Linked DNA regions of Mus musculus: all the other regions are linked to region 1. Evidence: chromatin contacts called from ENCODE Hi-C or POLR2A ChIA-PET data. All regions are on one chromosome and are shown on one strand. The core of a region is the stretch at or near the end of the contact, and the rest is flanking DNA. Distances in the headings are between cores, read along the strand shown. Region 1 holds the start of Fbxw11 (F-box and WD-40 domain protein 11). Region 2 overlaps Fbxw11 (F-box and WD-40 domain protein 11). Region 3 overlaps Fbxw11 (F-box and WD-40 domain protein 11).

The links. Hi-C counts contacts between places; a loop is a spot of excess contacts on that map. ChIA-PET counts read pairs that join two places held with the same protein, here RNA polymerase II (POLR2A).
Region 2: a map of left cerebral cortex shows a loop between it and region 1 (4-fold over the local background). The contact joins the enhancer-like site here to the promoter of Fbxw11 in region 1. A Hi-C loop is called at or near these places in 18 of 37 maps with a recorded cell type or tissue (adrenal gland, gastrocnemius, heart and 4 more). POLR2A ChIA-PET finds 5 or more read pairs at or near these places in 5 of 5 experiments (Patski and embryonic stem cell).
Region 3: POLR2A ChIA-PET joins it to region 1 with 40 read pairs in embryonic stem cell. The contact joins the enhancer-like site here to the promoter of Fbxw11 in region 1. A Hi-C loop is called at or near these places in 4 of 37 maps with a recorded cell type or tissue (heart and left cerebral cortex). POLR2A ChIA-PET finds 5 or more read pairs at or near these places in 4 of 5 experiments (Patski and embryonic stem cell).

Annotation. Positions count from the first base shown.
Region 1 is chr11:32,640,792-32,644,118 of GRCm38, reverse strand. Fbxw11 (F-box and WD-40 domain protein 11) reads right to left here and starts at 1,564. Exons shown (of 13, transcript NM_001271347.1): 1 at 1,184-1,564. The coding sequence starts at 1,228.
Region 2 is chr11:32,692,985-32,696,311 of GRCm38, reverse strand. The region is part of intron 2 of Fbxw11 (F-box and WD-40 domain protein 11); the gene reads right to left. Among named protein-coding and RNA genes, the nearest start is that of Fbxw11, 52 kb to the right of the region's middle. Within about 2 kb of position 1,750, at least 1 of the 3 ENCODE cell types and tissues checked has a DNase peak (open chromatin) inside an H3K27ac peak, as active enhancers do; it is left cerebral cortex, where a contact is called at or near this core.
Region 3 is chr11:32,675,460-32,678,786 of GRCm38, reverse strand. All of the region lies in intron 1 of Fbxw11 (F-box and WD-40 domain protein 11), which reads right to left. Among named protein-coding and RNA genes, the nearest start is that of Fbxw11, 35 kb to the right of the region's middle. Within about 2 kb of position 1,788, at least 2 of the 3 ENCODE cell types and tissues checked have a DNase peak (open chromatin) inside an H3K27ac peak, as active enhancers do; they include left cerebral cortex, where a contact is called at or near this core.

The DNA.
Region 1 (3,327 bases), core at 315-2,814:
CACCTTTTCTTAATACTGTGGAGCAGATACTAGTTGTTACTATATCAGTAGAGATACAAAGAAAACTATCAAGGTTTTCACAGGAAGAAGCCCTTTGTATGTTCATTTGCAGAGGCTGATTTCCTCCCCAACTCTCCTGGGCCCAGTTTGATTTCCCTCACGTTCAAACTGGCAGGTAATACCAGTCAGCCATACTTTATTTCTTCCGCCAATGAGCAAATCCTTCACTTTCCCAGACTCAGAGTCCTGTTTCCAAAAACCTTTCTAGCACCAAGTCTGAGGTCAGAAACGGGTTAGGGGTGTCCGGGGAGACCTGACCAGGCTGGCTACCAATGGTTCCTAACAGTACAGGGATCGCTGCTTATCCGTGGGCCAAGAAACCCCCCTCCCATTTTTTATTATTAAAATAAGAGAGGGTGGCAGTGATGAGCGCGACCTCTTCTCCCTCCCCTCTCATTTCCCAAATGATAAAAGTTATGGTTTCCCTTTCCTGGGGGATGGAATTCAAGAGTACCTAGGGCCTTGCTATACAAACATCCTTCACGGCAGGGTAGGAAACCCTTTGTCCAAGAAGCCTGACACCGCAGGGGCCCGGAAAATAGGCCCCTTATCCGGAACAGCCTCAGACTCGTAGGCACCCCCAACATCCCAGTCCAATGGGGCTATCCTGGCATCCATACAGCGGTAGCTTGGGGCGAGGGTGCTGAGACCCACCCCTACCACCCACCCCACCCCACCCCACCCCACCCCCCGCGCCTAGGTTATGGAGGCCGAAGCGGCTCCAACTGGTCTCGGACTCCCTTCCACCACCATCACCCTCAGCTTGAGCGAGGCTGGGAGGCGCGATGCAGGCCCGGCCAGAGGAATCCAGGGAAGGGAAAAAGAAATCCCCTTCTAAAAACAGAGTGTGATGGCAAGGCAAGAGTGAGCAGTGGCTCCGGCAGGAGCGAGGCTGGGGCGCCGGAGACTGGCCGGAGCCCGGCAAGGAGGGGGTTGGGGGAGCCGCGGGGAGTGGAGGCCGTGCCGGCCCAAGAGCGCGAAGCGTCAGCAACGAGCCATAGCAGGGGGGCGGCCGGGCCCAGGCGGCGGGGAACGAGGGCTGGCCTGGCGCGGACGCCGGGGTGGGCAGGCCCCCCGGCCGCCGGCCGGCCGGAAGAACTGAAGGCCAGTGGGCCGCACTCACCATGAGCTCGATGGTCTTGTCTTCAATCACCGAGTCGGGCTCCATGGCGGCCCCGGCGGCCCCGCCTCGCTCTCTCCGCTCAGCAGCGATCGGCCCGGGCGGAGGAGGCGGTGGCGGCGGCGGCGGTGGAGGCAGCTCTCGCACCCACTCTAGCTGCCAGCCCGCCCGGGCCGCCCGCAGCTCCGCCCTCACCCTCGGCCGACGCAGGACGCACAGCGAAGACTACAACTCCCGGCAGCCGCGGCGGCTCGCGCAGCTTTGTGGGAGCAAGAAGCCGCTTGGTCCAATCTGCCGGCTTCTGCCACCGGAGAGAGCACCTAGGGGAGCGCAGGGCTGTGAGTGCCGGACGTGCAGAGCTGGAGTATCTAGGGCTTGCTCGCGATAGGGCCTCGCGAGCGCCGCGACTACTTGTCCCAGAAATCCTCGCGCGCGAGGTCTTCTTCCGGTTGGTCGTTCCTGACTTCCTGGCAGCCCGTAGCCGCACGGACCTGGACGGAAACTCCGAGGCAACTCCTCACTTGTCGGAGATCTTTGCAGTGCGAGCGAGCGATCTCCGCACATGCGCAGTGGGTGTCTGCGGTGCCCACTAGTCGTCTAGGCTGCAGCGCTGCCGTTCCGTGTGTGTTGCATTTGGTAGGGACAGATGGTGGAGACAGGTGGGTCCCAGGTTGCACTAGGAAGTGTGGGAGGGGGCCCGCGAGGTCGAAGACACAATTAAAGGAAGATGGGCATCTAAGAGTTTGGAGACTGAGCTGGGAAAGCGGTGTGTGGAGATCTGCCACACTGACTGGGAGGAGCTGAGCCATGAGAAAGAAGCTATACATTTTGAAGACACTTTTTTTTTTTTCCGAGACAGGGTTTCTCTGTATACCTGGCTGTCCTGGAACTCACTTTGTAGACCAGGCTGTCCTCGAACTCAGAAATCTGCCTGCCTCCACCTCCTCAAAGGCGTGCGCCACCACCGCCCGGCCGAAGACACTTATTTTTAAGCATTCAGTTTCTACTAGTACTGCCCTAAGCACTGGGAATGACCGGAGAGACCTCTGTTCTTATTCAGCTTAATTCTAGTGGGAAGACAGCAGACATTGACTAAGAGTTAGAAATGATATGAAGAAACGCATCTAGAGACTTCAGAGAACCTCTAACTCCTTGTGACTTCCAAGTCTGTCAATACCCTCGAACCAAAAGCCCCCAGGAACACGCTGATAGTTGAACAAGGTGGGTTTTTTCCTAGCTGAAGTAGAAATGAACATACACCATGATGAAGCAGGGACGTCTCAGTAAGAGACCTTAGGTAATGTAGAAAAGGATTTGAAGGGGCTTTGGAGCAGATACTGCCGGGAAGTGGGGGTATAAGACTGGGCACCTCAGCCTTATCTATGGGAAGTTATATTAGATTAAAACTAATCCAGTAATTGTTGACAGCCTCTCCTGTTAGCCAGATTCAAGTGTTTAGTCTTGTAGCTGTGTTTCAGGGACTTGGACAATGTCCATGTTTTATCTGTGTTCACAAATGATTATGGGGTGGTCTTGTTTTTGTCTTGATCCATAAGCTAAGGCCACAGAATGGCCTTGTCTAATGTTGACGGACTGTTAAGTTGTTTATGTTTACAGGAGACCTGGCAGTCAGAGCTGTTATAAAGTGTCTCAAGGGCCTGGCTCATTGTACCCAGCCCACTTCACAGTAGCAGTGCCTGCTTGCCTGCTTCTCAAGTTTGTTTCAATTCTTTGCCCCTGTAAAGAGGATGACTTAGTACTCTAACGATTCCCAGGGAGCAAGGCATTACAGTAATCTGTATACATCCACATCACAGTGTAAATCCCCTGCAGATAGACTTTGAATCTTTATCTAGTGGCTTTCACCAAGAGATTGAAAGAAAAGCAACTGGGAAAAGCCCAGAATTGGAGTTACTGCCAATACCTTGCTGTCTGGTTTTCCCCAAACTCTCTTCCCTTTCTGGACTTGGGACAGTCAGAAGTGTAATGAGGAGGTTAGGTTAAATGACCTTTGTTTCAGTTACCTATTGTGACATAACCATCCATTCCAAGGCGTGGTGGCTTAGAATAACAATGGCTTATTATCTTATACAATTACGTAAATTAAGCAAGCTCATCTGGACCAATGTGATATATATATCAGCTGA
Region 2 (3,327 bases), core at 501-3,000, 52 kb before region 1:
AAAGCCCGAAAAGGGGGGAGGGGTTGCTGGTGAGATGGCTTGTAATTAAAAGTACTGTCTGCTCTTCCAGAGAACTGAGTTCATTCAGTTCCCAGCACACACATAGTGGCTCACAAATATCTGTAATCATCATTAATTTTAACTAACAGATGATGTTGCTAAAAGAAATTAAAGACACAAACATCTAGATAACCTGTGTCCAGAGAACACAAGACTTAAGCAGTCAGTATTACCAAAGAGTCAGGCAATGTCTGTTAGAATCTCAAGTGCTTTTGGAATAAAGAAAAATCCATCCTAAAACGTCTATGAATCCCTCATAAGACCACAAATGGGATTAAACAAACAACAAAGTGAAAAACAGGAACAAAGTTGGGTTCCTGAGACAATCAGACCCTGGGGCTTCTGCGGCCCTGGTCTGGCTTCCAAGGGCACCAGGCACACACACAGACATACACACAGGCAAACATCCATTCACTATAAAAATACATTTTTTTAAAAAGCTGAAAAAGTTAAAACCATCCTGTAACGATGCTTACAGCAGGATATGGACCACATTCTTAAGGCCAGCGCATCTTAATCTTGGCAAGGAACAACGCCTTTTCAACAAATGGTGCTAGAACAACCAGACAGACAAATGACTCTAGATACGAGCCTCTCAAATTTCCCAAAATTAATTCAAATAAATAAGGAAACTTGTTAATAAGGTGTTACCCCAAAAGTCAGAAATCAGAGAGAGAGAAAGAGAGACAGAGAGACAGAGACAGACAGACAGCACAGGGAAAGGTGCTTCCCCACAAGCCTGAGGGCCTGAGATCAATGCCTGGGACCATGTGATGGAAGAAGAGAGCTGAGGAGCTCCCACAGCTATCACAGACACAGAACCAATCAATCACCTAACATCCAAGAATTTTACAGAGGCCGGGGCTGTGGTGACACACACCTTTCATCCCAGCACTCAGAAGGAAGAAGCAGGCAGATCTCTGCAAACTCTAAGGCAAGCTGTCTACACAGCAAGTTCTAGCTAATGCAGTAGGAGACTACACAAAGTCTCTGTCCCTTTCTCCCTCCTTCCCCCCCCCCTTTTTTTTTTTTGGTTTTTTTGTTTTTCCCAAGACAGTCTTTCTCTGTATAGCCCTGACCATCCTAAAACACACTTTGGAGACCAGACTAGCCTTGAACTCACAAAGATTGTCTGCCTCTGCCTCCAGAGTGCTGGGATTAAAGGTGTGTACCACAACTACCCAGCTGAGAGACCTTGTCTCAAAAAAAAAAAAAAAAAACAAACAAAAAATAAAATAAAATAAACCAAAAAATATTGTAAATAAATAGAAATAAACCTTTCTAACTTTAAGAAGATCTCCCTGCCCCAAGAAAAAACCTCCAAGTGAAAGCAATACACCACGGCTAGAGACTAAGAAACACAGAGAGCCCTGGAATGAAACTATCTGGGGATACAGCTCAGCTGCAGAACGATCGCCTAGCGTGCATGCAGTAAGGGACTGGATTCAGTCCCAGCCACTAGGGTGGAGAAAAAGAATCCTGAGAATATTCTCCTCACACATGCTCTGGGCAAGGCAGCTCAGGGGACAAAATAAAGCATAACTGAGTGGGGTGGGCGGGCCTGGGACGGAGGCATCAAACTTTATACTGGGTCTTGCTGTTGGAAAACATGCATAGGTCAGACACCTCCAAAAATAACACACACAAAAGCCTTTTTATGGGGTAAGACAAGTAGGTTCTCTAGCTCACGTGGAAAAGAAATCTGTCCTGGTTCTTGGGAAGGGAAGCTCTCTGAGGAGCACTAAGGCAGCCGTGTATGCTTTCAGCCTCTGCAGGCCTCAAACCCCAGATCAGTCCCCAGAGAGCCAGTCCACAGACACTCGCAGTTCCTGAATGCCAGGCTGCTGTGTGGCTCTGTAGCATTGTTTTTGAAGAATTAACTTTATAGGAATTATTCCTGGCTTTAGGATGTTTTAAATCACAAACTACTATTTTCTAGTCTTCTTGTCTATGCTGCGTCTCTATTTGTGATTTAGCATATGGTTAGCTTTTGTCACTCGTATGCACATTTGAAAAGCAGGTTACTTTAAATCTCTTTAGTAGGCCGTATAAAGTTTGATGCCTCCATCCCAGGCCCGCCCACCCCACTCAGTTATGCTTTATTTTGTCCCCTGAGCTGCCTTGCCCAGAGCATGTGTGAGGAGAATATTCTCAGGATTCTTTTTCTCCACCCTAGTGGCTGGGACTGAATCCAGTCCCTTACTGCATGCACGCTAGGCAAGCGTTCTGCAGCTGAGCTGTATCCCCAGATAGTTTCATTCCAGGGCTCTCTGTGTTTCTTAGTCTCTAGCCGTGGTGTATTTATTGCTTTGTGGTGTATTTATTGCTTTGACTCTGAGTCATACTTCTCAGTATTAGAAAGGGAATTATAAACTGTGAGGTGACGAATCTCTTTGATACCAGCAGAGGGAGGCAAAGAGAGGCAGGTGGATCTCTGAGTCCAAGACCACCCCAGACTACAGAGTGAGTTCTAAGATACCACAGGGAAACCCCATCTCAATAAACAAACACGTTACCGATATACTAAGGGTTGCCTAGCTGGATGTGGTATCTTGTACTGAAGCTAACATAGAAGACTGCCACGGGTCTGAGAGCAGCCTGGGCTACCATGAGTTCTAAGAACACTGTAGACAAACTGGAGGCAATAGACACAGATCAGCACTATAGCACCTGCCTGGCAAGCAAGAAGCCCTGGGACCAATCCTCAGTACTTCCACTCAAAAACTTTGTTGTTTTGTTGTTTTCCCTGGCTGCCCTAGAACTCACTACATAAACCAGGATGGCCTCAAACTCAAAAAGACCCTACTGTCTTTGCTTCTCAAGTGCTGAGAGTAAAGCATATACCACTATGCCTGGCTTAATATTAATTGATAAACATTAATATTAAGATAAATTAATTAATATTAGATATAAATATATAAATGCAATAATAAATATATACGTATGTTTGTATTTTTAAAATATTTTTGGTTTTTCAAGGCATGTTTCTCTGTATGGACCTGGGTGTCCTGAAACTCATTCTACAGACCTGAAATCTGCCTGCCTTTGCATCTTGATTACTGGGATTTATTGCTCAGTTTGCCTAGTGGGTACTCCAGGGTCAGCTCATGTATCTGTTTGATGTGCCTTTGTCCTTCCTTGTTTTAAGTGCTTTGCATATTCATGTTCCAGGCTCTTAAAAAAATGAGACAAAAAAATTCCGTTCCCTAAAAAAGATGTAAATTAAGGCAACAATTTTTTCCTACTGGGTTATTACCACAAATATTC
Region 3 (3,327 bases), core at 539-3,038, 34 kb before region 1:
TACAGTCAGTGTATTATAAACAAAGAAAGCTTTGCCTGAAATCAGACAGACCTTGGGTTCGTACCCAATTCCTACTTACTAGCTACAGCTCAACTCATAATGTAGAGAATATTGAGTTTATTTAGGAAAGGCATGTGAATCCAGGACACAAAAATCAAAGACAGCAAATGGAATAAATAGCAGCAGACCTCTCTAAGCAATGAAAGCCACCACACATTCCAACCTGAGTACTTATTAAAAGCTTGCCTTGGGAGATACAGTGGGGAACTGTCTGCTGCTACAGGACAGAGTCTGTTGTCCAACCATTTTGCAACAGAGAGAAGCAACCTCAGAGAGACATGAGAACAGCTTTGTAAAATACAATGAAAGTAGCTGCCATCTCTTGACCTCCTCTAACCCGTTCCTACTATGACAACTGTCACGGTAAAGTCTCACAGTAAGTCCTGAAGAGCACACTATCTCGGTCTACAGATGATCTGTTTGAACACCAGCTATCTAAGGTCCATAGGCATGTGAGTGATTCTATTAAAATGAGCTCTCTACCCAGAGGCCCCGTTACACACATTATTACACATACTAGTTGAAATAGTAGTTCTATCAGACTGTATGGTCAGAGAAAAGACCCACATCACATGTTAATTACATGGATTACTCAAGTTAAATAAAGTCCCAAATATCCTCAATAGTTCAATTTAGGACTCTCTTGGTGATTTTGTTGTTTTTCATTTTGGCAGTCCTGGGACTGAACCCAGGACCTTTGCCAGGCAAGTGATTCATGAGTGGAATTCCTACCCACAGATTGATGTTCTTTCTGAACTGTTTAGTTTGCTGAATCACAAAATCACTCAGACCCTAAGCAAGAGGATCACAGCAGCAGTTTCTGACTAATACCAAATTAACGAAGCTCACTTGCAATCAATTTTCATTTATTCAGTAAATGGTCCTGTTCCTTTATAAAACTTACTCATGAGTTCCAGGAAAGCATCCTGCTACTGAACTATACACCTAACCTGATTCACACCATTTTTAAAGTCTGACATAAATTTGCATGTTCCAGAAGAGTTTTGTTTGCTTGTTTTGGCTTCTTTTATTATTGTAAGTTTTGTTTATTTGGGGTGGGGGACTGAGAACAAAACCCGCATGCCATGGTACAGGCCTAGAGGTCCAGGGGTAGGTTACAACAGTCAGAACTCTCCTTTTGTCCTCCATGTGGTTGACAGGGTTCTCCGGGTCATCTGGGCTGAGTAGCAAACACCTTTACCTACTGAACATCTTACTTGCACTGCTTTTTTGGTGTTGTTTGGGGTTTTTGATTGATTGTTTTTGAGACAAATTCTCACTGTGCTGCCTAGGTTAGTCTCAACCTCATGATCCTAACCTGAGCCTTCCCATGTCTGCCAGCATGTCCAACTCTTATTTAGAAAGCAAAAAACCAAAACAACAACCACCCAACCAACCAACCCAACCTTTAAAGGCCTAATTCCCAGAGCTTATCTCCTACCACCCACCACAGATGCTGTAGAATGACGGCAGTGGTCCCTGAGATGTGACCAGGTCGCCTCGCCAACCACAGCTCACCAGCACTTCCATCATTATGCACATTACTTTTCCAATATTCAGAATAGGAAAATAGATTTAAAGAGATGCAACTTCTGGTCGAAAAACCTCACACTGTCAGGTCTGAGTTGGGGCTGATCCTAGTAATCCTAAATTAGAACAGCAGCTCCACAGCTGACAATCTGCCTCAGAGAGGGACTGCAGAGACAGCAGCTCCAGGCACCTCCCACCTGCGCTGTAAAGCAGCTGCCAAAGCCTCCTAGTCAGACATCTCCGCTCTCAGCTCAGCAGGCCTGCAACCTTCCAGGGCAAGATGAGGACTAAGACAGTGCAAGTTAAAAGTCTAATGTTAGGAGTGCTCCATCCCATACTCAGTTATCTTATGGGTAACTAGCCAGACACACTGCTGGAAACAGTCTTTACTCAACAAAAAAGGCTACTGCAGGAAATCCATGCACTGTGTAATAAGAAAGTCCTTATTACAAAGGCTGCCCTAAGCCTAAAAAAACAGAAAGACACGGGCCCAACTTGAATAGGTGCAAAAACCAAAAGTTCTATACTCACTAATCTAAGAACATCAAATAAAATGCAGCTAAAACCTTAACAGTAATTGATCTGAGCTGCTTCTAATTTAAATTTCAGGACTTGGTTGGAAACTCAAGTTGTTATTTTTTTAAAATAATAGAAACTATCTTCTCATCAGCTATGTTCACAATCTGACTGCTCCTCCCTCCCTTCCTGTGTATTTTTAAATATCTTAAATATCTTTATTTACTGTTATAGTAGGTCTGAGGAATTGACCCTGAATAGCGTATTTACCAATATGAACAAATATGTACTGACCCACTTAGTCACCAACCGTCAGCAATGCCAAGCAAGCCTTTCTTCTTACAACCTCATCTTCAAGCCCCACAGACTCTCACAAGGACCATCCCAGGGGCCATAAAATCTCCAATATACACTTGTCACAATTTCATATTTAGCTACTTCTAATGTCCAGAACTCTAATTTAAGATTATTCATAGAAAACATGGAATTATTCATACTAGGCTCTAGTATTAATGGCAAATATAAATCAGGATGGATACCTCTTCACTCTAATGGCAAACAAAGCACTGGCCAAGGAACCCGAACCGAAGGTGCTCGCTGCTTACTGATTCTGCCAGATTCATCACCAACCGGCAAGCACTTGAAGGTGGTAAAAGGCAAGAGTAACAACTTTTTGACATTTTTCAAAAGCTGAAAGTTTATTAAAGGGGGTAATTACCATTGGAACCACAAATTAAATAAAGTAGTTGCCACCATCCTGTGTTCTCACTGGCCAGCTTGCAGAGTGTTCACAAAGGCTCTCACTGGCCTATCTCCTGCCTGATTCTGAATCTCCTGCCTAATTCCTTCTCAGAGAGGCAATTCTTTTAAAGCAATACACAGAGGTATGTTGTCATAATTCTGCTAAGCAAGAAATCACAAAATTCAAAACTCTCCTAGGTTTCTTGATTTAGAAATCTGCATTGATTTCCTGTAATTCCCTTCTCACCAAATCAACCATTACCTTCATCCAACTCACATCAGGATGCCTGAGATGTCCTCAGCTGAATGTCCTCAACCGCACCTCATTCAATAAAAATCTATTTGCACAGAAAAAAGTAAAACAAACAAGCAAGCAAGCAAACAAACAAACAAACAAACAAACAAGACTTTCCCCTAGACACAGGAAGATATCTGGACAATGTATAAACACACATATATACCACACATAGACAACCTATC